2 separate regions of the Homo sapiens genome follow, and region 1 is linked to region 2. A link is a loop called in an ENCODE intact Hi-C map of the cell type or tissue named here. Cell type or tissue: Caco-2. All regions are shown on one strand. Links, peaks and the distances in the headings refer to the core of each region. The heading gives the core; the rest is flanking DNA.

The links. Peaks named below come from ENCODE experiments on the same cell type or tissue, not always from the same donor. Only the 100,000 strongest peaks of a DNase experiment are listed, where the experiment ranks them.
Region 1: a loop joins it to region 2, with 10 times the contacts of the local background. A loop is called at or near these places in 2 of 110 quality-filtered maps.

Annotation. Positions count from the first base shown.
Region 1 is chr6:28,277,163-28,285,923 of GRCh38, reverse strand. ZSCAN26 (zinc finger and SCAN domain containing 26) reads right to left here. Exons shown (of 4, transcript NM_001023560.4): 4 at 7,720-8,761. It overlaps PGBD1 (piggyBac transposable element derived 1), which reads right to left and starts at 4,352. Exons shown (of 7, transcript NM_032507.4): 1 at 4,006-4,352; 2 at 1,715-2,148; 3 at 217-373. The coding sequence starts at 2,110. RefSeq lists silencers at 1,646-1,853, 3,804-3,980, 4,172-4,321. In Caco-2, for the core only: no CTCF peak of the experiment used is centred there; a DNase peak (open chromatin) is centred at 4,403; H3K4me3 peaks cover 1,176 bases.
Region 2 is chr6:28,379,210-28,387,970 of GRCh38, reverse strand. It overlaps ZSCAN12 (zinc finger and SCAN domain containing 12), which reads left to right. Exons shown (of 4, transcript NM_001163391.2): 4 at 1-3,233. Among named protein-coding and RNA genes, the nearest start is that of ZSCAN12, 16 kb to the left of the region's middle. RefSeq lists an enhancer at 4,301-4,400. In Caco-2, for the core only: a CTCF peak has its summit at 4,250 (motif pointing right); a DNase peak (open chromatin) is centred at 4,500; H3K4me3 peaks cover 1,263 bases.

The DNA of each region.
Region 1 (8,761 bases), core at 452-8,451, 100 kb after region 2:
GACTATAGTTAGTAATAATAATATATTGTATACTTGAAATTTCATGAGAGTAGATCTTAGGAATTCTTACCACAGACACATAAAAGGTAACTGTGAGATATGTAAGTTAGCTTGTGGTAATCATTTCACAATGTATACAAACTTGAGGTCAAGAAGGCTGTGCAAGTGTCAGTGGCCAGCTCCCAGCGTCCTCACTAAACTCACTCGAGCACTCACCACTCACTTCTTGGGGGTTCCCTTGAGGACGCTGTGGAGGTTCACACTTCAGGGTGGTTATCCCAGGCAGGAGCTGGAGGCTCTGACACTCCAAAGAGACTCCTTGATATTCTGCCACCATTGGGTGCATGTCCTGTCCCTGAATATAGACAGAGGCCTGGAAACAAAAGATTTATTTTGAAAGGGCATGCATATATGGACTGCATGCTAAGAGCCTGGCACTGTTCTACATGCTGGGGATACAGCAGCAAACAAGGCAGAAAAGACAGGCAAAGGATCCCAGCCCAGAAAAACAAAAACAACAAACAAGTGGATGTTTAAACTAGCTGGTGAAAATTTAATGAGGAACAGGATATGTACACCACCTCAAAATGTCTCCCACAGATTACTTAGTAATTACAAAGGGGAAAATGGTAACTTTCTAGTGGAGAAAATTGACAGGTACCACCATAACCTCATCAGTAATGGGACAAATCATCACTACGCACCTCCTGAAGTAACGCACTGAGAACACAACATTACCTCTGTGGTATTCTAGCCAAAATGTGCAGCCTGAATCATGAGAAAATATAGGACAAACTCAAATTGAGGGATAGTCTCCAAAAAAACTAGCTGTACTCTTCAAAAATAACAACGTCATGACAAAGACAGCAGCTACTCCAGATTCACAGACTAGAGATATGGCAACTAAGTGCAATATGTGATGCTGGCTTGTATCCTGAATCACAGGAAAATTATCATAAAGAACATTATTAGGATAACATGGCAAAATATGAATAAGGACTAAGGTTATATGATAGTATCGTAAGTTTAATTTCCCTAAACTTGATTTTTGTATTCTTGTGATACAAGAGAATATCCTCACTCTTCAGAAATACACACCGAATAGCCAGGTGCAGTGGCTCATGCCTGTAATCCCAACACTTTGGGAGGCCAAGGCAGCATGATCACTTGAGGCCAGGAGTTCAAGATCAGCCTGGGCAATATAGTGAGACCCCACCCCCGCTACAAAAAATTAAAAATAAATTAGCCAGGCATGGTGGCATGCACCTGTAGTCCCATCTACTCAGGAGCCTGAGGTGGGAGGATTGCTTGAGCCTTCCACCATTGCAGTTCAAGGCTGCAATGATGCTATGATCGTACCACTGCACTCCAGCCTGGTCAACAGTGAGGTAAAGGGATATAGTGTTTGCAACTGACTCTCAAATAGATTCAGGAAAAAAAAATACTGCATATGTGTATGTATGTGTGTGTATACATATACATATGCATCTTGGGGGGGGGGAATGCACTTCCTTGTACGAGTGTGTACACAACAATGGGACTTCATCAAACAAATGTTAACAACTGGCAAATTTGGATGAAGAGTTTTACGGGAGTTCTCTATTCTTCTAATACTTCTATAAATTAGGAGTTATTTCAAAATAAAACGTTAAAAATAAACCGATACATGTCCCCCTTTTCTTCTCCCACATCACCACACACATTCTCTTCCCACCTGTTGTCCTGTGTCTCCACTTCCTGTCTCTAGATTCTCCAGCACTGTCACTGCCTCCTCTCCACTCTCCAGAGGATATGTCTTCACACAGGGCTGGAGCTCCTTGGGCAGGATGGTCAGGAACTGCTCCAGCACCAGCAGTTCCATTATCTGTTCCTTGGTGTGCATCTCCGGTCTCAGCCATTGATGACAAAGTTCTCGGAGTTGGGCCAGAGCTTCCTGGGGTCCGTGAGCCTCCTGGTAGCAGAAGTGCCGAAAGCGCAGGCGGCAAATCTCCTGAGTGTGGGAGCTGCCCTCCTGTGAGTTGCACACCTGCTCCCAGGTGGGATCTTCCTCCTTCACTTTCACAAGGCCATCTTCATTTTCAGGAGCAGGGCCTGGCAAAGCTTCATACATGTTGAGCTTAGAGGCTAAAGCTTCACTTAGCTTGGGGTCTATATTCAGAAATAGAGATCTGAGGCATAAGAATTTATCAGCAACATGCAAATTATAAGAGCTTCAAAACTGTATGTAACCTACTTACATTTTTGTCCCCACTGTAGGTAATGCTCAAAAGCTGAGCCTGCTTGCTTCTATTATCAGTGAAATGAATCAGAAGTATATTTTGAACTAGTACTAAAGGGCCTGAGTCCAAAGGTAAGGGATGTAGGACATGAGGGAAGAAGTGTTAGCAATAAGAAAGCTCGAGTAGCTTGCACTTCAGCTGGGGAGAGGGGATAATTTACCCATTGAGGAGGCAGATGGCTGCCTTCATGGACAAATAATACAGTCTCAAAGGTCTTCTATATCTGTGTAACTCTCATTGAATATTCCACTTTAAATGTAGGTGTAACAGAATGTTTCCAAAGTCTCCCATTCTCAAATACCTTTTGTGATGAGATTTTGCCACTGTTGTCATTCAAGGGGTGGAGTCTCTTTTTCCTTCCCTTGAATCTGTTCTGGCCTATGACTTGCTTTGACCAGTGGAATACAGCAGAAATGACATTGTAAGAGAGAGTGCTGCTGTAGCTCTTGGCTCACTGCCATAAGACTGCCATGCTGTAAGGAAGCCCAAGCTAGCTATACAGAGGTCATGTGGATGAGAACCAAAATGCCCAAGTTAAAGCCCAGCCAGGCCTAGTGCTCAAATAATTCACCACCTGAATGCAGCTCTATTAGTAACTCCAGGTGAGACCAGTAGAACCGCCTAGTCAACCCGCATAATCCTGAGGAACAATAAGCTGAGCTTGTTTTCAGCCACTAAGTTTAGAGTTTTATTTTTGATGCAACAATACATAACTGAAAAACAGTAGACATGCATCAAGTTCTTTTATTCCCTCTTTTCATTTTTTCCTTTGTGATCTCCTTAGTCACACTTTCAATATATCTCTGTTCCAAGAAGACTCAAATCTTTGGCACCAGCTTGCTTTTTGCACTCCAAACCCACATCTTGAAATGCCAGCAGCTGTGGGCCTCTACTGCACTATAATTTCAACAGATCTCAAACTGAAATCAGAGTCCCTCAAAGCTGCGTTCACTCGGTATTTCTCCATTTCTACTGGCATCACCATCATCTTCCACGCATTCAGTCTTTTAAACAGCCTCTATACACAATCAGTGAGTCAATTCTTAAAAACGCCTCTTGCAGCCATTCTTTCCTTCTTATAATTTTACTATTATTTTCATTCACTGTTACAATAATGTTCTGTTACGGTATTCCTGCCCAACTCCCCGCTTCTATGGTCACTGGATTAATATTCCCTAAAGCACAGTTGTGACCATATTCAACATACCTCACACACACATAAACACACACAAAGTTTTCATTAAACTCGTTGAAGTAAATTCAAACTCCCCAGGATCTAATCTTTACTGGGTTTTGCTGATTTGTTTGTCACTCAATCAACATTTGTGGAGCATCTCATTATTTTCCAGGCATAAAGTTAACTCTGGAATAAAAGACTTGGTTCCTGCTTTCAAGAAAGCCATGGTCTTCCCAAATTTCTTATGTCACTGCCATGCTAAGTACTCAATTTTTTTCCACCCACTCTATACAGTCAGGACCGCCCTTCTAAGGGTAAATTCCCAAGGCCCAGCGTAAATGTTCTATTGTAAAACCTTCCCTGGCAACCCCTAACCCTAACATATAGACAGGAAAAGTAAGCCACACAGGTTGAGATGGGGTATTCCCATAGAAAACTGCACCCAACCCTCATCTCCATCTCGTATTACAGATCACCAACCCCATCCCCACCCGGGTTCTTGAGGACAGGAGTTTATCTCTGCATAGACTCTACATGCCCGGCACGTACCTGGTATTCAAGAAATACTGATGGGCTTCTTCACGAATGCACGTAAAGCACCTGAGATGCCAGCAGCCAGCACCCTCAGGCGCGCCCCTGAATGTATTTTTCTGAGATTACACCCAGCATCTAGCACCGCGCCAGGCACTGAATACCGGCGTGTCTAATTGTTGGTTAATGGACCAAAAGTTCAGGAACGCGCACAACAAAGACGTAGCTGACCTCGTGAAAGGCTCCCGAGGGAGCTCAGAGGCCCGGTGCTCCCCTGTCGGGAGCGCCGGTTTCCCCAGAGCCCGGGCCGCTGGGCTGGCGGGTCTGGCGGGCGCTGCCGGCGCCTCCAGCAGCTGGGCGGGTACAAAAGCTTCTCCCTGCGCCGCGCCCGCAGCGGAGTGGCGGAGTCTGGCGGGTTCCCTGCCTCTCTAGGAGCACGGCCGCTCGTCTCTCTGGTGAGCCGGGAGGACCCCCGCTGCCACCTCCTGCCCCGCCCAGGTCACTCTCCGCCGCCGGACCCCAGGCCCATTCGGACGGTGCAAGCACGCCCCAAATTTATGTACATCATTTCGATTGAAAACCAACACAGTGGTAAATGTCTGTCTTCGGGGTCATCACTGGCTGGTAGGAGAGACAGATCAATAAAAAGACCATTATAGTAAGCTGTACAAATTATTTTCTTTAAGTATACATAATATATGTACAATAAAAAAGTCAAGTTGCAAAAGGACCATAAAACGAAAAGTGTCCCCTCTTTAGAGTTAACCATTGTATTTTGTTCATATTTATCTAGGACACTACCTGCCACACAGTAGCACTTAATGAACATTTTGTTTAGTGAATAAGTATTTATACATTTTAAAACACTTATGGTATCATAATGTAATTTTGCACCTTAGCTCTTTTCGGTTAAGACAACTTGGAGATCTTCACAGATCAGCTTATTCTTTAACAGCTAAGTAATACTGTATGAGTGTTCCATAATTTACTTAACTATCCTATTGATGCATACTTAGGTTATATTTTTTCTTTAAAAGCAATGCTAGAGGGAACACCATTCAATACCTTTACATTCTTTTAAGAATATATTTCTAGGATAAATGCCACATATTAGAACTGTTCAGCCAAAGGACACGTGCATTTAAAATGCTGATATGCAAGTTCCCTATTTGATTTTTAAGGGCACTTCTGTTTAAGAGTAAAAGGAGACTTTAGTAGAAAAATTAGTAAAGGATATGAACATTACTACACACAAGATAAGTGACAAATTAACATGTGAAAAGATGTTCAATAGTAAAAATATAAAAAACTCTTTAAAAAACAGACCCATTATTTATTCATTTACCTACTGAGTTTTGGCAATTATGAATAAAGCCGCTATAAACATCTGTGTGCAAACTTCTGTGTAGACACTGGTTTTCAGCTCCTTTGGGTAAACACTAAGGAGGGCGATTGCTGTATCACATGGTAAGAGTATGTTTAATTTTGTACGAAACTACCTAACTGTCATCCAAAGTGGCTGTATCATTTTGCATTCCCACCAGCAATGAATGAGAGCTCCTGTTGTTCCACATCCATACCAGAATTTGATGTGTCAGTGTTCTGGATTTTGGTCATTCTAATAGATGTGTAGTGGCATCTCACAGTTGTTTTAATTTGCAATTTCCCTGATGGGATATGGTGTGGAGCATCTTTTCATATGCTTATTTTCCATCTGTATATCTTCTTTAATGAGGTGTCTGTCAAGGTCTTTGGCTCATGTTTGAATCGGGTTGTTTCCTTATTTCTGAGTTTTAAGAGTTCTTTCTGTATTTTGGATAACAGTCCTTTAACAGATATTTCTTTTGCTGTGGTATATGCAGACAATGGAATATTATTCAGTGCTAAAAAGAAATAAGCTGGCCAGACACGGTGGCTCAAGCCTGTGATCCCAGCACTTTGGGAGGCTGAGGCAGGTGGATCACTTTGAGCTCAGGAGCTGGAGACTAGCCTGGGCAACACAGTGAAACCCCATCTCTACTAAAAATACAAAAAATTAGCCGGCCGTGGTGGTGTGCGCCTGTGGTCCCAGCTACTCAGAAGGCTGAGGCTGGAGAATTGCTTAAACCCAGGAAGCAAAGGTTGTAGTGAGCCAAGATCGTACCACAGCACTCCAGCCTGGCCAACAGAGTGAGACCTTATGTCAAAAAAAAAAAAGAAAAAAAAAAGAAATGAGCTATCAAGGCATGAAAAGATATTGAGAAAATTTAAAAGCATATTACAAAGTGAAAGAATCCTGTCTGAAAAGCTACATACTGTATGATTTCAACTACAAGTTGAGTATCCCTTATCTGAAATGCTTGGGGCCAGAAGTGTTTCCAATTTCGGATTTTGGAATATATACATACATTATGAAATATCTTAGGGATGAGGCCCAAGTCTAAACATGAAATTCATTTGTTTCATATATACCTTACTCACATAGAGCTAATTTTATACAGTTTAAATACTTTCGTGCATGAAACATAGTCTTTTTTTTTGAGATTGAGTCTTGCTCTGTTGCCCAGACTGGAGTGCAGTGGCACAATGTTGGCTCACCACAACCTCCGCCTCCTGGGTTCAAGCGATTCTCGTGCCTCAGCCTCCCAAGTAGCTGGAACTACAGGTGCATGCTACCACACCCGGCTAATTTTTATATTTTTAGCAAAGACGGGGTTTCGCCATGTTGGCCAGGCTGGTCTCAAACGCCTGACCTCAGGTGATCCACCCACCTTGGCCTCCCAAAGTGCTGGGATTACAGGCTTGAGCCACTGCACCCAGCCGAAACAAAGTATTGACTGGATTTTGTCTATGACCTGTCACGAGGTCAGGTATGAAATTTTTCACTTGTAGCATCATGTTGGTGCTGAAGTTTCACATTTTAATGCATTTTGGATTTTGGGTTTTCAGATTAGCTGTACTCAACCTGTATACATGACATCCTGGAAAAGGCAAAACTATAAAGACTGTAGAAAGGTCAGTGGTTGCTAGGGGCTGGAAAAAGGGAGGGATGAATAATAGGTAAGGCACAGAGGATTTTTAGGGCAGTGAAACTATAATGGTGGACACGATATTATGTATTTGTCCAGACCCATAAAATGAACAATACCAAGAGTGAACCCTAATGTAAACTATGGTCTTTGGGTGATAATATGTCAATGTAGGTTCATCAATTGTAACAAATGTCACCCTGGGAGGGGATGTTGATAATAGGGGAGGCTATACATGAATGGGAGCAGTGGGTATATGAGAAATCTTTGTATCTTCCTCTCAATTTTGCTGAGAACTTAAAACTGCTCTAAAAAATGGTTTATTAAAAAAAGCAAACCATTTTGTACACATCAGATTGTCAAATATTCAAAAGAATAATTCCCAGTTTACGTGGGTATAGAAAATTGGGCATTATCATAGGCTGCTAACAGGGTGTACAAATTAGTGTAACTTTTCTGGAGGGCATTCTGGAAAATGCATCAAAAGCCTTAGAAAATATGCCTACCTTCTGCCTCATTGATTCTCATTATGGGAACTGAACAAAGAAAAAAATTCTGTAAGTAGGCAAAGTTGTATATACAAGGATGTTCACTGAAAAATTGTTTATGGTGATCAAACTGTAAATGACGTAAATGATGAACAATGGGGACATATACCATAGAATACTGCACAGCTTATATGGAAAATTATCTTCCACAAACACTTTAAATAAATCTGCAGGGATTTGTTTGAAACCTTTATTAGAAGGAAACAGTATTCTATGGACTCCCAAGACCAGGATATATATGGATTGCAGAGGCTGAGGGCTGAAGTTGTCACTCTGGTGATATGTTTTGGAGTGGACGCCCCTAATTTTAATATTCTTCATCTGTGACATTCTGCTATTCACAGTATAAAGATCATGATCTCCTCTCCAAGCTGACTTTATTGTTTAACTTCCGAAGTATTCCAGAACAAGCAACATTTCAAAATTGCATCATCAGTATTAAAGGGAAAAAGTCCAATTTCTTTCATCAGACATTTACTGAATAGTGTCTATGCAGCAGCCACTATACTGGCACTGGAGTTATCAAGTCAGACAGTTGCTATTCAGATTAATTCAGCAAGGTTCATTCAAATTACTCATGAAATCTCTTTCAAAGTCTAAGTAAAACGTTAATTTATAACTTGAATCTTGACATAATGTGGTGGGGAATGGGGATGGGAAATGGTAAAATTACATGAAGCTAACCCTGAAGGCAAGTTCTGAAGTTCACCAGCGAAAATTATCTTTGCTTTTGAAAATGCTTCCACTGGGGAAGGAAGGGGTAAGGCCAGTGGGAGGAATGAGGTGAAGCCACTGGGGGAAAATGTTCACCATTAACCTGTACTTTAAAGACACCTTTGAGAGTAGTATACTTCCAAACATCATCAGTTTTATTTCATAGGAGAAAGCTGCTATAGCATATCCAAAAATATCAATCTTCCCTTGTTCTGCTTAAGCCTGCAAATCTGTGGGCACTTGATTCACTGCTGACTTCAAAACTCTTACTCAGTCATGAAGCTCTCTATTGCTTAGAGTATATAATCATGCAGTTATGTTACATGCTCTGAGATGTCCTGCAGTGAAGAATGCTGTTTAACTTTGATCCTAGCATATCATCTACAGTGAAATTATTGTGGTCCAAAGCTGACTTCAAGGAAAGCAAAGGAGAGAGAATAGAGGCAGGGAGCCTCCAACTCAGCCCCCAAGAATTTTCTGATGCCACAGTGGGCTACGGTGACT
Region 2 (8,761 bases), core at 362-8,361:
GAAAAGCAGATTTATTCGGAGAGCCAGCAAACTGAGACGATGGTAGACTACTGTCCTAAAGTACCATCTTAAGTCAGTACAAATGTTGGGCTCGGCTCTTTTTATGTTAAGGGCAAAGGGAAGAGGACAGAGTTGGGATGAAGAGGTGACCTATGACCACAGACATCTGGGCGCCAGCAAGAGTCCAAGGAGGTTGGGAACTTCTTTGTCATTGGTTGGGTCACAATGCTCCTGCAAATCTTCAACAAAACATAATTGTTATACATACTTCTTTAATCCCAGAGTTAGTTTTTAAAACTACATGATTGCTGTTTTTGCATATTATCTCTGCTCTAAAATTAGCCTACATGGAGGAATAGGTAAAGGGTCCTTAAACAAAAATGGAGTTAGTTATGGTAGTTCTTTTGCTGTTTCACTGTTAGAAACTCTTCTCAGTGGAGGGGACTTTACTTAGTGATGAGAACCTGTGTGAGAATGTTCTCCTTACCAAACATGCTATGCATACTCCTTATCTAATCTGATTTTATAGACTTGTTATCCAAACTGAAATTACTGTTCATAGTAACTTCAGAGCCTCTCTTTTAATCTGACTGCTCGCTGGAATGCAATCGTTGTTTTAAACTTGCCTTCTACTCCTCTGAGTGCCTTTACTTGGGGTCTTTCCAGTTCATTTTCTGCTTAATATGTTCTGTCATTGCGCACATTCCTCCATTTGCCTTTCTGCACACTACTTAATCTTTCTTATATACCTAATATTATAAAGGGACCATAAACAAAGACTCAGAACAATGGAATATGCCTATTATAGGAGGGTACAGTTCATACTTGTTTAAAAATAAATGTGGAGGCTGGGTGCAGTGGCTCACACTTATAATCCCAGCACTTTGGGAGGCCGAGGTGGGCGGATCACGAGGTCAGGAGGTTGAGACCATCTTGACAATGTGGTGAAACCCCATCTCCACTAAAAATACAAAAATTAACCAGGCGTGGTGGCACATGCCTGTAATCCCAGCTACTCGAGAGGCTGAGGCAGGAGAATCGCTTGAATCCGGGAGGTGGAGGTTGCAGTGAGCTGAGATGGCACCACTGCTCTCCCGCCTGGTGACAGAGCAAGACTCCATCTCAACAAAAATTAAAATAAAAATAAAAATACACGTGGGGGTTTTGTTCTGGTTATTTCTCATGCTTAAATACAGTTGTAGTACCAAAAAAAGGTGGAGTGACATGGAATTTCCAGGTAGGCATCAAAGAGGATTAAACTAGCTTTCCAGGATAAAGAGGAAATATAGTAGAATAAGGCTACTAATTGGAGCTAAATTGGCAATATAGGCAAATTGAAGGCCCTGAGGGGCAAATGGAGGATGTGACATGTTAGATATGGAATAGGAGTGCTACATTAGGGAATGCAGTGAAGAGAGAATGCTTTGTGATGAAGTCAGGAGTACATTTTGTGGATAACATATAGATGTGGTGTGACAGTGACAAGATCCTAGGAAACCAGAAACCTCTGAAGCATTTTATGTATGTGGATTTTGAAATAACAATAACGGGGTGGGATGGAAACGAAGAATATAAAAGCGAAGCAGGTCCAAGGTAGAAATAACGGTCATCAATTGTAGTAACAATGGCCAGATAGAAGTATCTGTTGTAAAACTTGAATGAATCATAAAGCTTGCAAATAATATTAAGAATAAGAATAAGATTGACTGGCTTGTCTTTTCTAATTGATTCAAGGTAAACAAGACATTAAGTGTTTAAGGCAAAAAGCATGGAGAGGTTGGGGAAGAGCCAAGTTTCTAAAGTAATGAAAAGTGAGGTGAGTTTCAACACGGGCTATGAATGAAAACGTAACCTGACAATCAAACTGATTCCAGAGAGTGCAGTGGGAAGTGACTGCAGAGGAAAAAAGAATGGGGCCCTCCTTCCAAAAATAAATTGTATTAAGAGGTTGCCAGAGTTTGAGGTACGAGATGAAGCTAATGAGGAAAGACAGTGGGATTGAGCAGGGCTCCAAATTGAGACATCTCAACTGTATAATGAGGTTGGTTGTAGAGACCTCTAAGATAGAAGAACTTAGACAAGTCTGCATTCCTGTATTCAGTACAGAAGTAGCCACTTTTGTTAATATACAGATTATTTGTAGAGTTGTTATAGTCAAAACAAAGCTGTTCTTATTGGCCATCTTTTGGAATTGAGAAAAGGATTTATTAATGACAATACCGCACACTTATTAGCTGCTTACTAAGGGCCAGACATTACTAAATGCTTTACTTACAACATTTCACTTTCAGCTGGGGAAACTGAAATAGATAATCTAAAGCTGCTCAAGGTCCCGAAGTTAGTATGTGGTCAGGCCAAGATTTGAACCCAAGCAGCCCAGTTCCAGAGTTCACACTTTTAACCTCTGTGATACACTTCCTCTCTTTATTTCAGTTGAACAAACCATGTGTTGCAGTGGTAATTCAGTGTCTTGAGTAATTATCTGTAAAAACTTTTTATCTCCAGTCATTATTCTGAAAAATGATTCAGAAAGTCCTGGAGTCCAAACACCTCAGGTAATAATATTATCACCCCCTCTGCATACCAAATCTTGGATGAGGTTTGGCCAGCATAAACAGCTCTACTTCTTGTTGCCTGCACAGTGAGGGTGTCACAGGAGACATTCCACTTTAAAAATGGGCTCTTTATATGAAAAGATCACCCTTCTTAGAATGATAAATCACTCTGCATTATTCTCACAGAATAAGGAATATTTGGCTGTCTAATTTAATACAGAAAGATTTAAAGATTTGTCCCCAAGTGTTGATAACCCATTATGGATCTATCTTTAATGCCAGTTTTCAAAAGTGATTTTATATTAGAAGATACTTCTTGGATTTAAAAATGCACACACACACATATATGTGATATATGATATTTTTCTTTGCTTAAGACTTACCAATTTTACAGTTCAAATGGTGACCCTCCTAACTCCACAAGGCCAGAATTTGAGCAAATGCTTGTTGTTCAACCTAGACATAATCATTCGATAGCCTTTAATTGAATCTCTTCCCAACTTTTATCCTTTAAACCGAAAAGTTATATACCACAGTCACTACAGCAGCTCATTTTATTGGAATTTCTTTGGATCCTCTCCCTCTCAAACGTTCTGTGTGCGTTTGGTAAGGAGTCCTCACACATTATTTTTTACTTGTATAGTATTTCTACATATATATATAAATGTGTAAAAAGTATGTATGAATATTTTTGTGTTGTAATTTGTATTTTACATATATATGACCTCATGTATATAATTTGATGTTGACAAAGCCAACTATGATAAGTGTTTTAAACTTTTCAGTTGATTAGCCCCCTAGCTTACATTGTAAGACCATCATTTAGAGCCAGCAGTTTTCCCTTGATTTCATCTCTTGAAGAGACAGTTGATTCTCTTCATACACGTTAAAAACACCATTTAGGTGTCAGAAACCCATCAGTCAAGGCTCCCAGAGCTTTCACCTATCATAGTTCAAGTTAATCTCTAGGGTATATGTCTGTTTGCTCCTGCCAGTCATTTTCCTAAGCCCAGTTGGCCTGCTCCTGGAAGTCCCAAGAAGGGCTCCATAGTGGAAGCCATTTGTTACTTTTGATTTATGATTACATCATCATTACTCCTCTTCAAGCTTAGTGGGCATATCTTAGTGTTTTGATCTAGTGCCTTAGTTCTGCCTACTTCAGTAACGAATTTAGGAGTAGATGTCTCCTCATTTCATCCCTGATAAAGATTGAGGCAGTTTAGGGACTCTGCAGCTTCCTCTGGCCAAATTCCCTACTTATTCCTGAGATAGGGTTTAAGAACCTGGATTCTAGAGACGGATTGCCATGGTTCGAATCTCAGTTTACTAGCTAAGTGACTTTGGGCAAGGGATTTAACCTCTCGTCCCTCAGTTTCCTCCTATGTAAAATGACAAGGATAATAGTACCAACCCAATGTAGATTAAATGAGTTTACGAAGTGTTAGAATAGTGCTTGGCACATTAGTGCTTTACAACTGCTATTTTGATTGTTGTTGTGGGCTCTCTCAAATGCATTGTCTCTAGATGCCAGTGACCCAGGTCAAAATTTACCTTTAACCAAGCTGCATGTTTCCCAGACTGCTGCACAGTCCTCCTAGCCCTGAGATAAAAGCTCCCACCCAGGTATACTTTTACTTTCCTGCTGGAGAACTGATGAGCAGTGGCCAGCAGGGGACACTTATCGCCCAAGCTGGAAAGGAGAGATTTCTTCCCTTTTGTCTCCGCCCCTGTTAGTTATCAGAGGTACCTAGCGGCCCCTGCTATCCGAAGTTTGCCTTCCGAGCTGCTCTTCCGACGTTCTGCAGCTGGAAGGCCGGCCTCGCACGGGTCTGACGCGCCCCGGCCTGGGAGCATGGGCCCCTGGGGTTACCTGACTGCTCAGCTGGAACTTGCGCTGCTCAGCTGGGGCGGGGTTCGGCCGGGCAACCACAGAGAGGAGAAAGCCTCCAGAATCCTAGAGAAGCTGAATGCTGAGACAGCCGTTGACGGCAGCGGCACGTGAAAGTACCGACCTTTCTGGCCTTTGTGACGGACCTTTGGAGGCGGGTGGTTTCAGATTCGTGCGCTCCGGCCTTTCAGTGTCTCTGGTGAGGTTGGGCCTGATAGGTTGAGAGCTGCCAGGGGAAGTTAAGGATGACTTCCAAGTTTTGAGGTATCAGGAAAACTGGCTGTTGAGAAAAAGGAGTCTGGGTTCCCCGTTTGGTGAAAGGAAAGTTGGGTTCATTTGGGGAAATTATGTGATTCATGATTTTCCCAAGATCGACGCTGAGTACAAGAAAAGACAGAATCCACCTAGCTGTTGTGTGACTTTGAGCAAATTACTTAATCTCTCTGTGCCTCAGTTTTATTCCTCTGTCAGTGAGATTATAAGTGTCTACTTAAATGGCTGCATGCATGGTGCATTTTAAATAAATATTAGCTGTTGTTATTTTTCATTTCTGATGTTCTTATCTCTGCCGTTTATACAGGATATTGCATGTATGGTGCATTTTAAATAAATATTAGCCGTTGTTATTTTTCATTTCTGATGTTCTTATCTCTGCCGTTTATATGGGTATTTTGAAGTGGGGGGGAGCCAAGGGAAGAGGGTCATGATCTTTAAAGTTTTATTAATAAAAACTTTTAGAGAGTAAAAGGCTAGCAGATGGGGCTAGCTAATAATTTGCAGTCACTTTTGCTTTCCTAATTTATTTACCTTCCTGACAGAGTTCCGTTTTCTTTCAGTGCCTTGTTCAGATAAGTGAGTTCTTGGCTAAAGAAGTAAACAAAATTTAGCTTCTGTTAACATTGTTATTTTATGCCTCAGGAAGAAGACCAGCTACAAGGAAATACTTCTGAAAAATCACTCTGAACCCCAAGCTGGAGTGAATCTTCTCCTGAGCTCTCTCATTCCAGAATGGCAATCTTGTTTCAGGAGAGATCTCTAATAGTGACTGATGGTAAAGGAAGAAGGCTGTGCCTAGAACAAAGAATCAGGCTGGCAAAGAAATCACAGGTCTTTCCTCAAACTTTAAATTGCTACTCTCTGGAGATAGCTACCTGGACTTTACAGAGCTGTCAGAAGACTTGGGAAGGTTTGCCAGCATTGGAAAAAGCCACTTGGACTTCACAGAGCTGTCAGAAGACTTAGGAAGCTTTGCCAGTAGTTCCTGAGACCAGAAATACATATTATGAAGCAGGTGCTGGAACAGGCCCTGGCCCCTACTTGTGAAGCTGCAGATATAGGTAAGATAATATCATCCAGAATGTGGAGACGAGGCAATCGATGATGCTGGAAAAGTTGAAGAGAGAGTTTGAATGAAGGACAAACCACCGATGGGAAAGCTTGGGAGGATCACTTATAGCTTGACTAGCAAAAGGCTTTGGGAATAGGATAGAAAGCAGCAAACCTGAACTTTAGGATCCACCAGATGTCTCTGGAGCCATAACCCAACATTTCCCATAAATAGTAGGTTTTAATTCTCCTGTTATTTAGGTGCATCTCTGGGACCTCCTCTTTCTATATTGGGTTTTTTGTTTGTTGGGTGTTTTAACTTAGGATTTAGCTTCAAATTCCATTTCCCAAGACCAATTTTATCACATTGCCTTTAGGTCTCAGGCTAAATGATATAACAAGATATGCTTTTGGCAAAGATAGTACCTTGGAATGAAAGGTTTCAGATCAAACCTAAGATCCTACCTTAGTTTACCTCTCAGTGTTATTGCCTTTTGATATGGAAAGCTGATGAGAGAGCATCTCTGGAGAGAAAGAAGAGGAGAGCCTCACGGGAAGCTTTTAGAACTTTTAGTAGCATCCTCTCCCCAGAAAACTTGTCTCTACTCATCTCCTTCTCATTATCTACCTGATTCGTTAAGTAGGAAATCTCAGCCATATTTGTAGGGGATTGGGGTTTTGTTTTTTTTGACCCACTTAACTCCTTTAGCTTCAGAGTGTTGCTTTCTTACATTTTAGACATGAATATTACCTAGAAAATTTATTTCCCCACTGTTAATTTTCCAGTTTATTGATTTCCCCACATCAGATTAGTGTGTATTTTGAAACTGGTTTAGCTATTGTTTCAAGTTAACTTTGATCATATCCCGTTGTTTACTGATCCACTCAACAAATATTTATTGAACATTCTGTAGGTTTATAGTAGTAGCCAAGATACTTAAAGTGAGTAGAAATAGTCCTTTTAACTGTCCTTAACAAATTAAACTTTCTCTTGGTTTCATGATATTCCTTGTTTCTCAGCTTTGGATTCAAACTGATCTTCTCTTTTTTGATTATACTTTCCTGATTTCTTTTATTGTCACATTTTTGTGAAAAGTCTTCCATGCACTTCCAGTCTCTTTCTGCCTAGCTGTCTCTTCTCACCCAAATTGGACCCCCCTACTCCTACCCTGCCACGTGCCTTCACAAAAATGAGATGCTTGTTTAGAGACTTAGAAAAGGCATGCACTTTAGGTAAAAGTGGATTTTATTTTTAATCACTGTACCCTATCATAAATCTCATTTCAGAAGAGACAACTGACATTTGAATTGTCTGTGCATTTTGTTTTAGATGGTGTTACTGAGAAGGAAACTAAGGACTTGGCTCCAAAACAAAACAAAACAAAATCTGGAGATGCTGAATTTTGTTGGGGGGAATGTCTGTAGAACTGCAACATCAATGCAGTAAGTGTAGTAAAAGCTTTAGTTTATGGTGAGTCATTACTCAGCATCATGGAGTCCACGATGAAGAGAATCTCTTTTCAATCTGTGCAATCAACAAGTTTTTGAAAGGCTTTTGTTTATAGTGGAACCCTCTTTTCCCCCTAGAAGAACCACCACAAGGAAAAATGCTGTCACCATAAGGAATGTGGGAAAGTTTTCAGCCACATGGCCTTATTTGACTTCAAAGAATCCACATGAGAGAGAGACTGCATAAATGTAATAACTGAGGAGGCCTTTGTTCAGCAAAGAAACCTTATACAAACTCGTATAAAGAATGTAGGAAGACCTTCACCCAGAAGCCAGGACTGACTGTGCACCAGAGAATCTGCACAATAAACATGATGAATGTGGAGATGCTTGCTTCAGCATTGGAGAATTCACAGTAAAGGGAAACCCTGCCAGTGTGATGAGTACGGAAAAGTCTTCAGAGGTTGGAACTTGGGAAAAATCAGTGAGTGAATTCATATTAGAGAGGCTCTTATAAATGAGAGGATTGTGGAAACTTGTATAGACAGAGATCAGACCTCAACAAGGGAGCCTCCACAGTATTGAAAAGTTAATATAATTAATGTAAGTGGGCAAGTTGTATGGGGAATGGGTAGTCTAAATTGCTCATTTTAGCCAGTAAAAACATTAAATTAGTTTCTTAGATCAAGAAAAGGAAATGTTAGAAGTTATTTTTCCCTTCCAGAGGGGTCTATATGTGTAAGCAACCAGGACTTTTGAAATAAGTTGCATCTCTGGATTTGTGATCTGTCTCCTGGATGATTATCTCTGTTTTGGGAGACAGGTATTTTTTCTTCATGCCTGCTCTAGTCTCATCTCATATCTTTAATTCATTCAGCAAGTATACACAATAGTATTATCGTCTACTGTTTGTTGTAAATATATATATATTATTTTCTTTTTGGTCTGAGTAGGCTTGTATTGGTACCCTAGGACATAAAAATCACATATATCATGTTTCAGTAAATGCAGTGAAAGGAACTATATTATTAAATTGCTGGGAATTTCTGTAAATTTGAGACTACCTTTATATTCTCCAACACAAGACCGTGTAGGTGTCCCTTCAGAGAGTATATTTTTCTAGCTTGGCTTCTTTATTTTCTTTATTTTTTTGAGATGGAGTCTTGCTCCTGTCGCCCAGGCTGGAGTGCAATGGCACGATCTCGGCTCACTGCAACCTCCGCCTCCCAGGTTCAAGTGATTCTCCTGTCTCAGTCTCCCGAGTAGCTGGGATTACAGGCACTTGCCACCATTCCCAGCTAATTTTTGTATTTTTAGTAGAGACGGGGTTTCACCATGTTGGCCAGGCTGGTCTCGAACTCCTGACCTTGTGATCTGCCCACCTTGGCCTCCCAAAGTTCAGGGATTACAGGCATGAGCCACCATGCCCGGCTGTTTTTTTAAGATAGAAAAATATACTTCATGTATAGCCTATTGACAGATAATGACTGATATTTTTTCTTATAGATAACACATAATAAACATTGTGAAGACTAATAAGTAA